Regions from separate parts of the Homo sapiens genome. Here region 1 is linked to region 2. Evidence: read pairs that join two places in POLR2A ChIA-PET (ENCODE). Cell type or tissue: GM12878. All regions are shown on one strand. Each heading gives the region's core, and the rest is flanking DNA. Links, peaks and the distances in the headings are about the cores only.

Region 1 (8,951 bases), core at 952-8,951, 100 kb before region 2:
GCTCTGACTTCTCTAAAGTCACTCTTCTTCTCAAAGAGTTGGTTCTATCTAGCCTAGAAAGGGCAGTACAGGTAATGAGCATCATAGAGCTAACACCTGCCCTAACAATCTGATACCTGGGGGAAATGTGCATCTTACCAAGACCTCACTTGAATTCACTACAAGACATTATAAACAAACACTTTCCAATTAATTCACATTAACTTAAATGTATCAGCACTGTTAAAAGTATGTCAATTATCATCCTTTAATGCTCCATCATTCCATATAATTCTGTCACTCATTTACTCTAATGACTCAATGTTCATATTACAAAACTAGTAACTACAATATATATATTTTTTTTTTACAAATACTATTTTGAAGCTAATTCTTATAGCACTTAATGTAAATATTTTTTCTCTAGAATTTACCTTTGGTATCATCTTTGTTGGACTCTTTATTCTGACAACTTTTTTCATTGTCTTTAAACAAGATGGCTGGGACAAAAGCCTTCAAATCAATGAGGTTCTCATAAAAATTCCGAGCATCTTCATCTTCCCATATACCACCTTCCAAGTCATATTCTCCAGGTTTACCAGGTGTGAATATATCAATTCCAGGCCCATGTTCTACAATAAAATAAATCACAAGTAATTAACATAACTTGAGGTTATAGCATGATAAACATGACATAAGTTATTTTTTCAGTTTTACATCTATTGAATCTTGAGTGTTTCAACTGACAGGAACTTCTTCAATTAACAAGCACATGTGACCGTTTTCAACACCAAATCACAAACTGTGTTTTAAATAAAGCCCTAAAATAAAACAGACTAGAGAACAACATAAAGATTTTTTTCTCTTACATTTGTTTTAAGCAATTAATATGAGATTAAGTAGCCATTTGATAAATTAGGTCTACTTTCATGAAACTTAAAATCAAAAAATAAAATATATAAGCCTGGCCACTCCTAAGACATCCGTTTAAAGTCCCACCTCCCCCATGAGTATTTTTTTTTTTTTTGGCAACTCATAATCCTCTATACTATTTACATCATACTTATATACCATTTATATCTCCAAAAACAGACCATAAACCTTTACTTAAGAAGCATCCCTCCTTTTGGCATAATCCTTGGCACATGGTAGATTGCCACTGTCAACCTAAAATAATCAAAAAGGTCAGAATCTAGTTTTAAAGAGAGTTTATTCAATTGCAAAGTTTGAGGACAGCCTCCCAGGAAGCAGAGATTCTAAAGAACAGAAGTCAGTGTTCCAAAGGGTAGAAGTTTGAGATTGTTTATACAGAGAAAGTTTAGGTAATTTCAACATCTTTCCTCATAAGGTTTAATGCACAGTTACAACAACCTGATTAGTAGAAGTCGTCTTTTTTGGGAAAGATACATACTGGTTATGTAGTTCAGTCTCCAAGGCTTAATTTCCCCCTTGCTATAATAAATTTAGAGGGTCCTGAAATTTTATTTTTTTTAAACAGAGTTTTACTCTGTCACCCAGGCTGGAGTACAATGGCGCAACATCAGCTCACTGCAACCTCCACCTCCCAGCTTCAAGTAATTCTCCTGCCTCAGCCTCCCAAGTAGCTGGGATTACAGGCGCCCGCCACCACACTTGGCTACTTTTTTGTTATTTTTAGTAGAGATGGGGTTTCGCCATGTTGGCCAGGTTGGTCTCAAACTCCTGACTTCAGGTGATCCACCTGCCTCAGCCTCCCAAAGTGCTGGGATTACAGGCGTGAGCCACCACGCCCAGCGTTTATTTATTATTTATTTTTTTGAATTGAGACAGGGTCTCACTCTGCTGCCAAGGCTGGCGTGCAGTGACATGATCATAGCTTACTGTAGCCTCGAAATCCTGGGCTCATGCAATCCTCCTGCCTCAACCTCCTGAGTAGCTGGGACTACAGGCATGCGTCATCAAGCCCAGCTAATTTTTCCATTTTTAGTAGAGATGGGGTTTCATTATGTTGCCTAGGCTGGTCTCAAACTCCTAAGTTCAGGGGATCCACCTGCCTCAGCCTCTCAAAGTGCTGGGATTACAGGCATGCGTGACCACGCTCAGCCTTTATTTTCTTTTATGCCATAAATGTCAGTCAATTGATAACTGGAAAAGAAGGGAAGAAAGATGAAGCGTACAGATCTCTTATTAGAGAATGGAAAGTATGTACCTATTTACACACATGCAGTACATACAACTATAGATCATAAACTCAGAACACTGAAAGTAATTAACTTCCTACTTTATGATTATGAGCCCATTCATGAACTTATCTACTCTCACATACTTCTCTCCAAATGAGAATTATAAATAGATTATGTAAATTAAAATTAACCGTAAGTTAGATTATTCATTAAATGTGATTTATGAAAATAAGAACACCAAAAACAAAAAAAACACTGGCTCCTCGAAACTCCTTACTTTCCTTACAGAAAATATATTTAAACACAGACTTATTAGGACACTAAACCCATACACCAAAAAGAAAAACACTGACATATTTACAACTTCTGTTTAATGAAAAGTATAAACAAAAGCAAAAAACAAACTGGAAGACAATATTGACAATATTTAAAGAATACATCCATAATATATAGAGCATAGTATAATGAATATATTTGGTGTTTGTCCTTGGTTCCTGGCAGACCTCCTAAAACCCTTAGAATTTCCTGAGTGAAAGGAATGTATTTTGTTATTCATAACAAGCTTTTTGATCCTACCTCAGCTGATGCTAATGAGGTGACTTAGGGTGGAGTCTCTGGATGGTCTCTACGATGGAGCCAAGTCACCAGAAAGACCGAGTGATTACAGGCTTAGAACTTTCAGCCCCACTCACCCACCCATCTGTGAAGCAGAGTCCTCGCCAGACACCAACTTGGCTGGCACCTTGATCTTAGACTTCCCAGACTCCAGACAGAGGAACAAGTTTCTGTTGTTCATAAGTTGCCCGGTCTAGGGTATTTTGTTACAGCAGCCTGAAAAGACTAAGACAACTATGTAATATTAATCAGGTGTTAAAAGGAATGAGATGTATCTACAAGAACTGACTCAGAAAGCTCTCAAAAATAATAATTGAAACAATAAAGGAAATCATGCAAAATATCTCACCTAAGTTAATGAAGCTAGAGATATCTGATTATATATATTTTCTGGAAAAAAGTAAAGTCTGGACACATTACTATCAAGCTGTTAAGAGTGGTTACCTTGGAGAATGTAATGCATCTGACAGTAAACTTTCACTTTTTAATCTATAATATGCATAAATATTTTGTGTATCTAAAAAATAATGTAAATCATAAAAAAGAAATTCAACTTTTGAGAGGTAAAAATACTACCAAATCAAAAGTAATAAAAAATAGGAATATCACAGGCACAGGACAAGAGAAAAACAGAGGAGTGATAGTTGCAATGCATATAAAAAATATAATTTCCGTCGGCCGGGCACAGTGGCTCACGCCTGTAATCCCAACACTTTGGGAGGCTGCGGCAGGTGGATAACGAGGTCAGGAGATCGAGACTATCCTAGCTAACACAGTGAAACCCCGTCTCTACTAAAAATACAAAAAAATTAGCCGGCCGTGGTGGCAGGCACCTGTAGTCCCAGCTACTCAGGAGACTGAGGCAGGAAAATGGTGTGAACCCGGGGAGCAGAGCTTGCAGTGAGCTGTGAACGCGCCACTGCACTCCAGCCTGGGCAACACAGCAAGGCGCCGTCTCAAAGTAATAATAATAATAATAATAATAATAATAATAATAATTTCCTTAATATACAAAGTGCTTTTTTTTTTTCTCTCTGACATGGAGTCTCGCTCTGTCACCCAGGCTGGAGTGCAATCTCAGCTCACTGCAACCTCTGCCTCCTGGGTTCAAGCAATTGTCTCACTTCAGTCTCCCAAGTAGCTGGGATTACAGGCGCACTCCACAATACCCAGCTAACTTTTGTATTTTTTGTAGGGATGGGGTTTCACCATGTTGGCCAGGCTGGTCTAGAACTCCTGACCTCAAGTGCTCCACTCACCTCAGCCTCCCAAGTGCTTTTATAAATCAATTTTTTAAAAAGATACAAGGGGAAAAAGGACAGGGGGTGGGGGTATAAAAGATTCAAATAGGAATTTCACAGGGAAAATAATACATTTATAAAACAGCCAATAAACTTAAAGATGCTAAAACCTGACTTCAAATTTAAAAATTAAGAACTGCAATGTGGTAAGAGTGTAAAGAAACAGTCATTCTCAGGCCAGGCGCAGTGGCTCATACCTGTAATCCTAGCACCTGGGGAGGCCGAGGTGGGCAGATCACGAGGTCAGGAGATTGAGACCATCCTGGCTAACATAGTGAAACCCTATCTCTACTAAAAATACAAAAAATTAGCCAGGCATGGTGACACATGCCTGTAGTCCCAGCTGCTCAGGAGGCTGAGGCAGGAGAATCGCTTGAACCCGGGAGGCGGAGCTTGCAGTGAGCTTAGATCGCACCACTGTACTCCAGCCTGGGTGACAGAGCAAGACACCACCTCAAAAAAAAAAAAAAAAAAAAAAGAAACATTCATTCTCATACACTTAGTGGCATGTAAATTTTTTTTTTTAAGTTCCAAGATACATGTGCAGAATGTGCAGGTGTGTTACATAGGTATACATGTTCCATGGTGGTTTGCTGCACTTACCAACCCGTCACCTAGGTTTTAAGTCCCGCATGCATTAGGTATTTGTCCTAATGCTCTCCCTCCCCTTACCCCCAACCTCCCAACAGGCCCCAGTGTGTGTTGTTCCCCTCCCTGTGTCCATGTGTTCTCACTGTTCAACTCCCACTTATGAGTGAGAACATGTGGTATTTGGTTTTTTTCCTATGTTAGTTTGCTGAGAATGATGGCTTCCAGCTTCATCCATGTCCCTGCAAAGGACATGAACTCACTCTTTTTTATGGCTGCATAGTATTCCATGGTGTATATGTACCACATTTTCTCTATCTAGTGTATTATTGATGGGCATTTGGGTTGCTGTAAATTTCTTTAATAGAAAATATGGCATCATATATTGAAACTTAAAATGCATATATCCTTTTAACCCAAGAATTCTACTTCTAGAAATGTATCCTGTAAATACTAGCATATATACAGAAAGAAGCAGGTTCAGAGATTTTGTTACAGCACTGACAATAATAGCTAAAAGCCAGAAATATTAAGTGTTAATCAACAGAGGACAAGTAAATTACAGAACAACCATACAAAAGGATATTACTATGTAGCAATTAAAAATAATTAGATGGCACTAATGTATTAAAATGAAAAAAATCTAAGACATGATTAACTGGAAAAAGTGGCTATAGAATAAAGGATATTCTGATCACTGGACAATGTAAGCCTCTTCTGCACAAGGTGAAGTACTATATCAGTGACCCAAAATAACTAAAGATTCAAGCAAACAATATTAAAACAATGATTTTCAAACACTGGACATCAGGCAGTATAGGAAAATAATCCCTGATAGGGAGCAGACGAAAAACTCAGCTCTACAATTGCCCCAGCTTACTTCATAAAGAGATTTTTCCAGGCTGTGGCCAAGTAAGAGAGAAGCCAGGCAGTCTCCCTGAGTTGAGGATGAGAGCTGAGGGTCTGGTAATACTCTACCCAAGGTAGGCAGAGTTCCCAGGACACAGTACCAGAGAGGAGAAACCAGCACAAAGATAAACTTCAAAACATTTGCAGAGTCTCCTTGAACATTCAGCTGAGTACTGATCAGCTCCTATGTATAAGGAAACAAAATGTTCACCTGAGTACTGATCAGCCTCTATGTGTGAGGAAACTAGGTGAGACTGGGAAAATAACTACTGAAAAGAATTAAGACTCACAGAGAGGCTCATGGGACCAGGAATAGTCTGTATACCCACAAGGCTGACTGGAAGAATCTTCTATGACTCTACTTTATCAGAAAAAGTCCAGAAAGATACTGCCTCAGTATTAGGAAAAATTAGCTTTAGATTAAAGGCTGCTCTGGTACCTCCTAACAAAGCATCCTTTCAAAGATGAAACTATTTCCAAGTAACTTAACTGCAACCCAGGATGACGCTTAATGATATTTATAAGAATACAAAAATATCCAGGACACATCCAATAAAACATAAGCGGGCAGCCAAAGAAGTAGAAAAATGACCAGACATGCAAAGGAGGTCAAGCAACTGCAATCAATTGAAACCAACTCGGAAATCACACAGATGACAAGATTTGTAGACAAGGACTTTAAAACAGTTATTGTAACTGTATTTCATATGTTCAACAAGCTACAAGATTGAACATGTCAGATACAAAGAAAATATGACAAGACATAGATATAAAAAATGACTTCTCTAAATGGAATTAAGTTATTAGACACCGTAGAAGAAAAGATTAGTGAACTTGAAGACATAACAACAGAAACTATCCAAAAGGAAAGGCAGGAAAAAATAACGAAGAACAAAAAGGAAAGGACATCAATGAACTGTGGGACAACTGAACAACCTAAAATACTTGTAATTGAGTCCCTATAGGAGAGGTGACGAAGAAGGAAAGAGAAAACACAATTGAAAAATAAAGGTCAAGATTTTCCTAATTTGATGATAACTATACACCCACAGATCTAAGAAGTTCAAGGAACCCGAAGTACAAGAAACGAAGAAAACCACACCAAGCTACACCATAACTAATGCTTGAAATCAGCGATAATGAAAAAATTTTAAAACAATGAGAGAAAAAAATATAGATTATATAAATAAGAACAAAGGTCAGAAAGGTAGGAGCATTCTTGATGGAACAATGCAAGCTAGAAGACAGAGGAGTAACATCTTTAAAGTACTGAAAGAAAAAAAAACTCTTGCCCTTAAGTTCTATGTCTGAAAAAAAAATTTTTTTTAAGAGATAGAGTCTCACTCTATCACCCAGGCTGGAGTGCCTGGTGTGATCATTATCTAACTGTAACCTTGAACATCTGGGCTCATGCAATCTTCCCACCTCAGCCTCCCAAGTAGCTAGGACTACAGGCTTGTGCCACATGACTGGCTAAATTTGTTTTATTTTTTAAAATTTTTTGTAGAGACAGGGTCTCGCTATGTTACCCAGGCTAGTCTCAAACTCGCCTCAAGCAATCCTCCTGCCTTGGCCTCCCAAAGCCCTGGTATTACAGGCATAAGCCATCATGCCGGGCCAAAAAGATCTTTTAAAAACAATGACAGGGCTGGGCACAGTGGCTCATGCCTGTAATCCCAGCACTTGGGGAGGGTGAGGCAGGCAGATCACTTGAGCTCAAAGTTCGAGACCAGCCTGACCAACATGGTGAAACCCCATCTCTACTAAAAATGCAAAAATTAGCTGGGCTTGGTGGCGCATATCTGTAGTCCCAGTTATTGCTTGGGAGGCTGAGGCACAAGAGTTGCTTAAACCTGGGATGCAGAGGTTGCAGTGAGCCGGGACTGCACCATCGCATTCCAGCCTGTCTCCAAAAATAAAAATAAAAACAATGACAGAATTTTTTCAAGGTCTATTAATTCTGGAAAATGTCTAAAAATACATTTAAAGTCATGACAGGGCGCAGTGGCTCACACCTGTAATCCCAGCACTTTGGGAGGCTGAGACGGACAGATCACCTGAGGTTGGGAGTTCGAGACCAGCCTGACCAACATGGAGAAACCCTGTCTCTACTAAAAATACAAAATTAGCCGGGTGTAGTGGCACATGCCTGTAATCCCAGCTACTCAGGAGGCTGAGGCAGGAGAATTGCTTGAACCTGGGAGGCAGAAGTTGCAGTGAGCCGAGATCGCGCCTTTGCACTCCAGCCTGGGCAGCAAGAGCGAAACTCTGTCTCAAAAATAATAATAATAATAATAAATTTAAAGTCATTTAAAATGAAAAGAAAAATTAGCTTAAATTTCAGTATGACAATTAGAGAAAAGGGGTAAAGAAACCACCTAAATCAATACCCAAGTATGCTAAATGTTTTTTTTTTTTGAGACGGAGTCTTGCCCAGGCTGGAGTGCAATGGCGCGAGCCTGGCTCTCTGTAACCTCCGCCTCCCAGGTTCAAGCCATTCTCCTGCCTCAGCCTCCTGAGTAGCTGGGATTACAGGCGCACACCACCATGCCCAGCTAGCTTTTGTATCTTTAGTAGAGACACGGTTTCACCATGTTGCGCCAAGCTGTTCTCGAACTCCTGACCTCATGATCCACCTGCCCTGGCCTCCCAAAGTGCTGGGATTAGAGGCGTGAGCCACCGCACCCAGCCATATGCTAAATATTATAAAGAGATTTTGGTTCTAAAATATCTTAACAAATATACTGAGAAAGTTCTGAGAAACAAGCCAGGGTCAACCAAAACACAAATTCTATGATGAAACTTTTTTAAAACATTTAAAAAGTTTGGCCAGGCACAGTGGCTCACGCCTGTTATCTCAGCACATTGGGAGGCCGAGGTGTACCTCGGCCCACAGCCAATTCTCAATCATGAGGTCAGGAGATCGAGATCATCCTGGCTAACATGGTGAAACCCCGTCTCTACTAAAAACACAAAAACTTAGGTGGGCGTGGTGGTGGGTGCCTGTAGTCCCAGCTATTCGGGAGGCTGAGGCAGAAGAATGGCCTGAACCTGGGAGGCGGAGCTTGCAGTGAGCAGAGACCGCACCACTGCATTCCAGCCTGGGCAACAGAGCAAGACTCCGCCAAAAAAAAAAAAAAAAACATTTAAAAAGTTTGAGAATGAGCTTTGAGATATTGAATAAGAGCCTGGGTGCAGTGGCTCACACCTATAATCTCAGCACTTTGGGAGGCCAAGGCAGGAGGACTGCTTGAGCTAAGGAGTTTGAGACCAGCCTGAGAAACATGGTAAAACCTTGCCTCTAATTAGCCAGACATGGTGGTGCACACCTGCAGTCCCAGCTACTTGGGAGACTGACGCAGGAGACTCATTTGAGCCCAAGAGGCAGAGGCTGCAG
Region 2 (10,650 bases), core at 1-8,000:
AATTGTATCACGGTTTTATGGCAATTAAAGTTCTCTTGTGCCAGGATCAGCAGTTCTTATACCAGGCTGATCATCAGAATCCCCCAGAGAGCTTTTTTATTTTTATTTTTTTTTGAGATGGGGTCTCGCTCTGTTGCCCAGGCTGGAGTGCAGTGGTGCGATCTTGGCTCACTGCAACCTCTGCCTCTTGGGTTCAAGCGATTCTCCTGGCTCACCCTCCAAGTAGCTGGGACCACAGGCGTATGCCACCATGCCTGGCTAATTTTTGTGTTTTTAGTAGAGATTGGTGTTCTTCCATGTTGGCCAGGCTAGTCTGAAACTCCTGGCCTCAAGTGATCTACCCGCCTCAGCTTCCCAAAGTGCTGGGATTACAGGTGTGAGCCACCAACCCTGGCTGGTTATTAAAACATTTGAAATATCCTGCCAGAAATAGCCATTGTCCTCATTTGGTGTGAATCATTACAAATGTCTCCTTTTGCATGTTATTTCCTTATAGTTTATTATGAAGACTTTCAGATATACAGAAAAGTTGGAAAGAATTTACTGTGAATACTCATATGCCCACTCCCTAGAATTCACCATTATTTTTTATTATACTTGTTTTTTCACATATCTATTCATCTGTCATTCTGGTATCCTTCAATGCATCTTATGTTTTGATTCATTTCAAAATAAATGGAGACATTAGCCGGGTGCAGTGGCTCACACCTGTAATCCTGGCACTTTGGGAGACCAAGGCAGGTGGATCACTTGAGATCAGGAGTTTGAGACCAGCCTGGCTAACACAGAGAAACCCCATCTTTACTAAAAATACAAAAATTAGCCATGTGTAGTGGCTCATCCCTGTAATCCAAGCTACTCGGGAGCCTGAGGCAGGAGAATCGCTTGAACCCAGGAGGCAGAGGTTGCAGTGAGATCACGCCACTGCACTCCAGCCTGGACAACAAAGACTCTGTCTCAAAAAATTAAATAAATAAATAAATAAATAATAAATAGAGATATCAATACATGTCACCCCAAGTACTTCAGCATGCATATCGTTAATGATTTTGGCATGCGTGCAGCTAAAATGTATAAACAGATGATAGCTTAATAGATAGGTAGACAGAACAACAGATAGATGGATAGTTACATTAATGATGACATCGAGAATTTTATTTAAAAAGAGATTAGAGTAATGGTAGATAAACTAAAGCATGACATGTGAAATGCAAAACTACTAGTTGTTGAAGAAACAGAGGAAATGAGTAGGTGGGGGATACAGTTTCGGAGTCATCAGCCACTAGATGACATTGACAGTCATGAGTCTGGAAGAAGTCATCGAAGCAGCGAGCACAGTGGAGGAGAGAAGGTGCCTGAGCTCTGGGCCCTGGGATAGTCCAACCTCAGAGGATGCAGAGAAGAAGAAGAAGTGAGATGAAGAAGGAGCAACCAGTGAGGTGGGAGGAAGATCTTAGAAAGCAAGCGAAGGAAACATATCAGGGAAGAGGGAGTGTCAGTGTCAATTAAGATGAGGAGTGAAGTAATCCCAGCACTTTGAGAGGCCGAGGTGGGAGGATCACTTGAGCCCAGGAGTTTGAGACCAGCTTGGGCAACATAGTGAGACCCTGTCTCTACTAAAAATAAATAAATAAATAAATAGATGAGGCATAAGAATGAACCACTGAATTTAGAAATCAAGAGTCCATTTGTTGGTTGATGACTGCGGTTTTGATGGAGTGGTAGGGACAAAAGTCTGTCTGGGACATATTAAGGACTATCTAGAGCAACTTGTCCAACCTGTGTCCATGGACCACATGCGGCTCAGAACAGCTTTGAATGTAGCCCAATACAGGCTGGGCGTGGTGGCTCACTCCTGTAATCCCAGCACTTTGGGAGGCCGAGGCGGGCGGATCATGAGGTCAGGAGATGAAGACCATCCTGGCTAACACGGTGAAACCCTGTGTCTACTAAAAATACAAAAAATTAGCCGGGCACGGTGGCAGGCACCTGTAGTCCCAGCTACTTGGGAGGCTGAGGCAGGGGAATGGTGTGAACCTGGGAGGCGGAGCTTGCAGTGAGCTGAGATTGCGCCATGCACTCCAGCCTGGGTGACAGAGCGAGACTCTGTCTCCAGAAAAAAGAATGTGGTCCAATACAAATTCATAAACTTTCTTAAAACATTATTTGTGATTTTTTTTTTTTACCTTATTAGCCATTGTTAGTGTTAGTGTATTTTATGTGTGGCACAAGACAATTCTTCTTCTTCCGGTGTGGCTCAGGTAAGCCAAAAGATCGGACACCCCTGATTCCTGATTCTAGAGAAAGGAAAGTGTATTTATTTAAACATTTTTAATTGACAAATGTACAATTGTATATATGAATAGTATAAAATGTGATGTTTTGATACAGCTATACATTGTGAACTGATTGAATCAAGCTAATTACCAGACCCGTCACCTCACATACTCACCATTTTTGGGGAAGAGAACATTTAAAATCTATCCTCTTAGTAATTTTCAGGTATATAATACGTTAACTACAGTTACCATCCTGTACAGTAGATCTCCAGAACTTATTCAAGGGAGGAAAGTTGGCCTAGCATGGTGGCTCACACCTGTAATCCCAGCACTTTGGGAGGCCAAGGTGGGTGGATATCTTGCTCAGGAGTTTGAGACCAGCCTGGGCAACATGGTGAGACCCCATTTCTGCTAAAAATAAAACTAAAAAAATTAGCTGGGTGGGTGGTGGTGCGTGCCCATAATCCTCACTACTTGGGAGGCTGAGGTGGGAGGATCACTTGAGCCTGGGAGGCGGAGGTTGTAGTGAGCTGAGGTTGCACCACTGCATTCCAGCCTGGGCAAGAGAGCCAGACCCTGTCTCAAAAAAAAAAAAAAAAAAAGGGAGGAACATCAACTTAACTCTTTTGAGGAGTATTGCTGTAAATAGAACAAGAAAATGAGACAGTAGCTGGTGGGAAAATTTGTGTCAAGAGTTCCTTTTGTGTTTTCTTTTATTTTTGTGATGGCGTCTTGCTCTGTCACCCAGGCTGTAGTGCAATGCTGCAGTCTTGGCTCTCTGCAACCTCTGCCTCCCAGGTTCAAGCAATTCTCCTGCCTCAGCCTCCCGAGTAGCTGGGATTATAGGCTTGTGCCACGATGCCCGGCTAATTTTTGTATTTTTAGTAGAGATGGGGTTTCACCATGTTGACCAGGCTGCTCTTGAACCCCTGACCTCATGTGATCCTCCCACCTTGGCCTCCCAAAGTGCTAGGATTTCAGGCATGGGCCACCGCGCCAGGCCTTTGTTTTGTGTTAAAGGTAGGAAATAAGGCCTGTTTGGTGATAGGCATGATCCAGTAGACAAGAAGAGAATGGTGATGTAGGGGTGCTGATAGAATAACTGAGTGATTTCCTTGCATTGGTAAAATGGGGTGGGCTCTAGTACATGATGGATTAAATTAGCTTTAGACAGCAGCATGGTTGGTGGCAATAAATGGAAGGCAGAGAAGATGAGTGCAAGTGAGAATGTGTGTGTAGATGGTCTGAGGACATGCTGTTAGGTCATTAGCTGAGAGTGGTGATGCAGGAGGAGGTCCTGAGTTTAAAGGTGTGAATTAGTCACCTGGGAAAGAAGGAGAATGAGTGAGTTAGGGAAATAGAGTTTAAGAGTCTAAGGTCACTAAGGGCCCATCTCAGACTGTTGGTCAGGATTCTAAAGTAAGACCATTGGTGTGATTTTGTGTTGTCTCCAGCTACTTTCTCTGCAGACATGGAACAGGCAGAAAGTGGGGATTAACTAGGTTTATGGGTTGGAGTGAAGGGTCATGGGAATCAAGGGTGTATGCAAAAAGAAGATGATCATGATTGAGGCCAGGCATGGTGGCTCATGCCTGTAATCCCAGCACTTTGGGTGGCTGAGGCGGGAGGATCGCTTGAACCCAGGAGTTTGAGACCAGCCTGGGCATCATAACAAGACCCCATCTCTACAAAAATATTAAAATTAGTCAGGTGTGGTAGCAGGCACCTGTAGTCCCAGCTACTTGGGAGGCTCTGGTGGGAGGATTGCTTTTGAGTCCAGAGTTTGGGGTTACAGTGTGCTATGATCATGCCACTGAACTCCAGCCTGGGTGAGAGAACGAGACTCTGTAACAACAACAAAAATAATTGTCCAGATTTTGTCAACTCTCTTTCTTTCCTTTCACTGCCTTTGGGGAAGGGTTAGGAGTTATGCCTCAGCTTTCTGTCCCACCAGGATCTTCTGAGATTTAACTTCCTTGCCCTCAATTTTTCAACCTTTCTATTAGCTGCTTTTGATTTTTGTCTTAAAGCACGCGTGCACACACACACACACACACACACACACACAATCGTTTTATTACATTAGGAAAGTGAGATTCTGATAGTGCTTCCTTCCCCTGTCTTAACCCTGTAGTAATCAGAATATGTATTTTTTTTAAAAAAGTCCTTTCCAGATTATCTTTGCTATCAGCCGTGTTTGGGAACAATTGTGTTAGATGACACAGAATTGGGCCAGTGGAGAAAGCCATCAGAGCTCTCCTTTGGTTAATACCGCACCGTTCATAAATTCACCTGCTGATATTTTTCTGTAATGTTGGGCAATAGCTTTTCTGCTATAATCAAGAACACCTGTGTTTCCCTTTGGCCAGCCCATTGTCACTACGACTGAAATAGATGATCTGAACATTCTTCTCCTTTCTTGCCACTTCTCTCCCAGATGTGTGACAGTGCGGAAGAGGGGGTGGACGGAGACACTGTGAACATGTTTGTGGTTCACCCAACAACTCCTGCACAGTATTTCCACTTGCTTAGGAGACAGATGGTCCGGAACTTCAGAAAACCACTCATTGTTGCTTCCCCTAAGATGTTACTCAGGCTCCCGGTAAGCAGAAGGTGGTGAATAAGCCTTCCTCCTTTTGTCATTTTTTGCACTCCATTTTTCCCTATTTTCCATATCTAATTATATTTAAATTACAGAAACACCTTTTTAGTTTCAACTGACTTTGCTACTTTCATTTTTTTTGTTGTTTTTTGAGACGCAGTCTTGCTCTGTCGCCCAGGCTGGAGTGCAATGGTGCAATCTCGGCCCGTTGCAACCTCTGACTCCTGGGTTTAAGCGATTCTCCCGCCTCAGCCTCCCAAGTAGCTGAGATTACAGGCATGTGCCACCACACCCAGCTAATTTTTGTATTTTTAGTAGAGATGGGGTTTCGCCATCTTGGCCAGACTAGTCTCTAACTCTTGACCTCAGGTGATTCGCCCGCCTCGGCCTCCCAAAGTGCTGGGATTGCAGGCGTGAGTCACCACACCCAGCCTGCTTTCATTTTTTAAACAGCCTTTTAAGACTACCTGGAAAGATAGGTAGGTTTTCTGTCAATTGTAATGAAGGACAGGGATAGCAGATGTTATACTAGTGCCCTCCTGAGCAGAAATACTATTTAGAAAAGCTTTTAGGCTATTAGGCTGGGCATGGTGGCTCATGCCTATAATTCCAGGACTTTGGGAGGCCTAGGCAAGAGGATTGCTTGAGCCCAGGAGTTTGAGAGCAACCTGGGCAACATTGCAAGACCCCATCTCTGAAAAAAAAAATTGGCCGGTGTGGTGGCTCACACCTGTGCTGTCAGCTGCTCAGGAGGCTGAGATGGGAGCATCTTTTGAGCCCTGGAGTTCAAGGCTGCAGTGACGTATGACCATGCCACTACACTCCAGCCTGGGCAACACAGCAAGACATTGTCTGAAAAAGAAAAGAAAAAGTTTTAAAGCCCATATGGTCTAAGCACTATTTTTTTTGATAGCAGCAATTTGGGAATTCAAAGTATTTTGTTGAAAATGAGTGGCATTATTTGTCATTCTTTTTTTTTTTTTTCTTTTTGAGATGGAGTCTTGTGCTGTTGCCCAGGCTAGAGTGCAGTGGCGTGAAATTTATCATTTTATCATTTAACACATACGTAGGTTTACCTATTTATCTGTTAAGTGTACATTGTTTTTCAAATCACAAAAATATGCTAGTTTCCAAATAGAAATGTTCAAAATAATAAATACTACTAAGCATATATTTATCCCATCTGCTATACTTTTTTCAGGTTCATATGAGTTTTAATTAGAATTAGTATTAAATTTTTTTTTTTTTTTGAGACGGAGTCTCACTCTATCACCCAGGCTGGATTGCAGTGGTGCTGTCTCAGCTCACTGCAACCTCCAACTCCCGGGTTCAAGCGATTCTCCTGCCTCAGCCTCCTGAGTAGCTGGGATTATAGGCACTCGCCACCATGCCTGGCTAATTTTTGTATTTTTAGTAGAGATGGGGTTTTACTGTGTTGGACAGGTGGTCTGGAACTCCTGGCCTCATGTGATCCACCTGCCTTGGCCTCCCGAAGTGCTGGGATTACAGGCATGAGCCACCGTGCCCGGCCGGGAGTATTACAGTTTTTACATTTATTTGGATATGACTGCTGAGGTGAAATAAGACGTTTAGAATTTGGCCATTCAAGAATATCTTGTGCTGCTCACAAAGGTTCGAGAGTGTATATTTGGAATTGAGGGGTACTGAAGAAAAGCTGCGAGTGATTTGCTTCCACCCCTTGGTTGGTTGGTTGGTTGGTTGGTTGGTTGGTTGGTTGGTTGGTTTTTTGAGACGGAGTCTCGCTCTGTCGCCCAGGCTGGAGTGCAGTGCTGCGATCTCGGCTCACTGCAAGCTCCGCCTCCCGGGTTCAGGCCATTCTCCTGCCTCAGCCTCCTGAGTAGTTGGGACCACAGGCGCCTGCCACCACGACCTGCTAATTTTTTGTATTTTTAGTGGAGACAGGGTTTCACTGTGTTAGCCAGGATGGTCTCGATCTCCTGACCTCGTGATCCGCCCGCCTCGGCCTCCCAAAGTGCTGGGATTACAGGCATGAGCCACCGCTCCCGGCCTGTTTGAACAGTTTCTTGAGATGGAGTGTCGCTCTGTTGCCCAGGCTGGAGTGGAGAGCGCGATCTTGGCTCGCTCGCTGCAAACTCCGCCTCCCAGGCTCAAGCAATTCTCCAGCCTCAGCCTCCCCAGTAGCTGGGATTACAGGCTTGTACCACCATGCTCAGCTAATTTTTGTATTTTTAGTAGAGACAGAGTTTCATCATGTTGGCCAGGCTGGTCTCGAACTCCTGGCCTCAAGTGATTGGGCTGACTCGGCCTCCCAAAATGCTGGGATTATAGGTGTGAGCCACTATGCCTGGCCTCGTTGTTTTAAGCAGTTTTTAGCATTCAGAGGGGAGTAGGGAGGTACTCATTCTCAGGGGCGATATTTTCATGGCCCTAAAATCAGTGCCTCCTTAAACTTTTTGCACTAGGTACCTTACTTGACTCACCCTAGCCTGGCCCTGGGAGTCAGTATCTAGTCAATAGCCAGGAAATGGATTTCAGTAGTCTTACCAATAGCAGCCATTCATTTTTAGTTCACTTATAGTGGTCTACCGGTTCTTTCTCACCCAGTGTTTCGCAAACAACCTTATATATTTCTAGGTGACCTCATAAGCCTGGAAGCATCACCAAACATTTAGGAAGAGTTAATGCAATGCCTTTAGCACCATTTTTCTGATGGGGCTCTTTTTTTTCTTTTTTTTGTTATTTTGAGAGTCTCGCTTTGTTGCCTAGGCTGGCATGCAGCGGCATAATCTTAGCTCACTGCAACCTTTGCCTACTGAGTTCAAGCAAGGCCTCAGCCTCCGACGTAGCTGGGACTATTAGGTGTGTGCCACCACACCCAGCAATTTTTTTTTTTTTTTTTTTTGAGACAGAGTTTTGCTCTGTCACCCAGGCTGGAGTGCAATGGCACAATATCAGCTCACTGCAACCTCCATTTCCTGGGTTCAAGCAATTCTCCTGCCTCAGCCTCCCAAGTAGCTGGGATTACAGGCATGCACCACCATGCCTGGCTCATTTTTGTATTTTTAATAGAGACGAGGTTTCGCCATGTGGGCCAGGCTGGTCTCAAACTCCTGGCCTCAAGCAATATGCCTGCCTCGGCCTCCCAAAGTGCTGGGATTACAGGCATGAGCCACCACGTCTGGCCTGATTCTTAAAATTATGTCGTGGCACCAGGCAAAAGGTAATCTTTTCTTAAATTCATTTTTTAATTTTTATTGTCATCCTTGTGCAGGGGCCATGCTAATCTTCTCTGCAGTGTTCTAATTTTAGTATATGTGCTGCCAAAATGAGCACAGAAGGCAATCTTTTTACTTTTTTTTTTTCTTGAGATGGAGTTTCCTGTTACCCAGGCTATAGTGCAATGGTGTGATCTCAGCCCACTGCAACCTCCGGCTCCCAGGTTCAAGCAATTCTTGTGTCTCACTCTCCCCAGTAGCTGGGATTACAGGCATGCACCACCACGCCCAGCTAACTTTTATAATTTTAGTAGAGACGGGGTTTCACCATGTTGGCCAGGCTGGTCTTGAACTCCTGATATCAGGCAATCTGTCCACCTCTGCCTCCCAAAGTGCTGGGATTATAGGCATGAGCCACCGCGCCCAGTCTTTTTCTTTTCTTTTTTTTTTTTTGAGACAAGGTCTGGCTCTGTCACCCAGGCTGGAGTGCAGTGGCATGATCATGGCTCATTGCAACTTCCGCCTCCCAAGCTCAAACTTCTAGCCTCCCACCTCATCCTCCTGAGTAGCTGGGACTACAGGCATGCGCTACCACACCTGGCCAATTTTTGTATTTTTTTGTAGAGATGGGGTTTCACCATCTTGCCTAGGCTGGTCTCAAACTTGTGAGTTCAAGCAATCCACCTGCCTCAGCCTCCCAAAGTTCTAGGATCACAGGCTGGAGCCACTGCAACTGGCCAGTTTTGGTTTGTTTTGTTTCGGATGAGGTCTTGCTCTGTTGCCCAGGCTGGAGTGCAATGGTGCGATTTCAGCTCACTGCACCCTCTGCCTTCTGGGTTCAAGCAATTCTCCCGCCTCAGCCTCCTGAGTAGCTGGGATTACAGACACCCGCCATCATGCCCAGCTAATTTTTGTATTTTTATATTTTTGTAGAGATGGGATTTCACCATGTTGGCCAGGCTGGTCTCAAACTCCTGACCTCAGGTGATCCGCCCACCTTGGCCTCCCAAAGTGCTGGGATTACAGGCATGAGCCACGGCACCTTTTTTTTTTTTTTTTTTTTTTTTAATAGAGGCAAGGCACCAGTGGGGATGGTGGAGTAGGGGGTGCAAAGGGAGTCTCGCTATGTTGCCCAGGCGGGTCTTGAACTGGCCTCCAGCGATCCTCCTGCCTTGGCCTCCCAAAGTGTTAAGATTCCAAAAGGCTATCTTATGTAACCTCAGAAACATAGTTTTACCCTGAAGTATACAGAACTGATATTTTTTGGCAAGGCATTGCGTCTATTAGGACATGGGTCTCCTTGCAGTGCTAGGCTAGAACTTTGGTACTCGTGTTTGATAGCGGCCCTTGTAAGTGACAGCATCACCTCTTTCTGTTGCTTGCTGGATGTGTGGCCTCTTCTCCCTCGTAGGCAGCCGTGTCAACTCTTCAAGAAATGGCACCAGGAACAACATTTAACCCGGTCATTGGTGATTCATCTGTGGATCCAAAAAAGTAAGATATGTATCTCTGTTTTCATATTCTGTGGCAGAATTTTAATTAATGGGAAAAGTAGTTCACATTAAGAGATCACAGGTGATGCAGATCTCCCCTCTCCTATTTTTATTTATTTATTTATTTATTTATTTATTTATTTATTTATTTTTGAGACTGAGTCTGGCTCTATTGCCCAGGCTGGAGGGCAGTGGTGCAATCTCAGCTCTATGCAACCTCCGCCTCCCGGATTCAAGTGATTCTTGTGCTTCAGCCTCCCAAGTAGCTGGGATTACAGGTGCCCGCCACCACACCCTGCTAATTTTTTTATTTTTAGTAGAGATGGGGTTTCACCATGTTGGCCAGGCTGGTCTCGAACTCCTGACCTCAGGTTATCCACCCACCTCAGCCTCTGAAAGTGCTGGGATTGCAGGCGTGAGCCACCATGCCTGGCCTCCTCTATCCTAAGTCCTTTAAGTCAGTGGAGTATGAGTTAAGTGTGGGTGGGAAAGTGGACTTTGTAGGCGCATGTTGCTGAAGAAGGGTCCCCAGGAATAGCCTGTGACTGAACTCGGCTGCAGAGACCCCCACCACCTTGTTCATGAGGACTTTAAATCTGCACTGTCTCCCGTTTCTTCTGACATAATTCTCTTTTTTTTTTTTTTTGAGGTTGAGTCTTGCTCTGTCGCCCAGGCTGGAGTGCAGTGGCACGATCTTGGCTCACTGCAAGCTCCGCCTCCCGGGTTCACGCCATTCTCCTGCCTTAGCCTCCCGAGTAGCTGGGACTACAGGTGCCCGCCAGTACGCCCGGCTAATTTTTTGTATTTTTAGTAGAGACAGGGTTTCACCGTGTTAGCCAGGATGGTCTTGATTTCCTGACCTCGTGATCCGCCCGCCTTGGCCTCCCAAAGTGCTGAGATTACAGGCGTGAGCTACTGCACCTGGCCTCTTCTGACGTAATTCTTACTTTAAAAAATTTCTCCCCCACCCTATTGTTCCTTTTCTGTCCAACAGGGTTAAGACCCTCGTGTTCTGCTCCGGCAAACATTTCTACTCCCTGGTGAAACAAAGAGAATCTCTGGGGGCCAAGAAGCATGAC

What was found. Peaks named below come from ENCODE experiments on the same cell type or tissue, not always from the same donor. Only the 100,000 strongest peaks of a DNase experiment are listed, where the experiment ranks them.
Region 1: POLR2A ChIA-PET joins it to region 2 with 10 read pairs; 6 of 35 experiments call an interaction of 5 or more read pairs at or near these places.

Annotation. Positions count from the first base shown.
Region 1 is chr10:12,004,117-12,013,067 of GRCh38, forward strand. It overlaps UPF2 (UPF2 regulator of nonsense mediated mRNA decay), which reads right to left. Exons shown (of 22, transcript NM_015542.4): 5 at 414-611. Among named protein-coding and RNA genes, the nearest start is that of UPF2, 34 kb to the right of the region's middle. In GM12878, for the core only: no CTCF peak of the experiment used is centred there; no DNase peak of the experiment used is centred there.
Region 2 is chr10:12,108,184-12,118,833 of GRCh38, forward strand. DHTKD1 (dehydrogenase E1 and transketolase domain containing 1) reads left to right here. Exons shown (of 17, transcript NM_018706.7): 13 at 4,717-4,881; 14 at 9,490-9,572; 15 at 10,566-10,650. It also overlaps the pseudogene RNU6-88P. Among named protein-coding and RNA genes, the nearest start is that of SEC61A2, 16 kb to the right of the region's middle. In GM12878, for the core only: no CTCF peak of the experiment used is centred there; a DNase peak (open chromatin) is centred at 4,728; H3K27ac peaks cover 1,738 bases.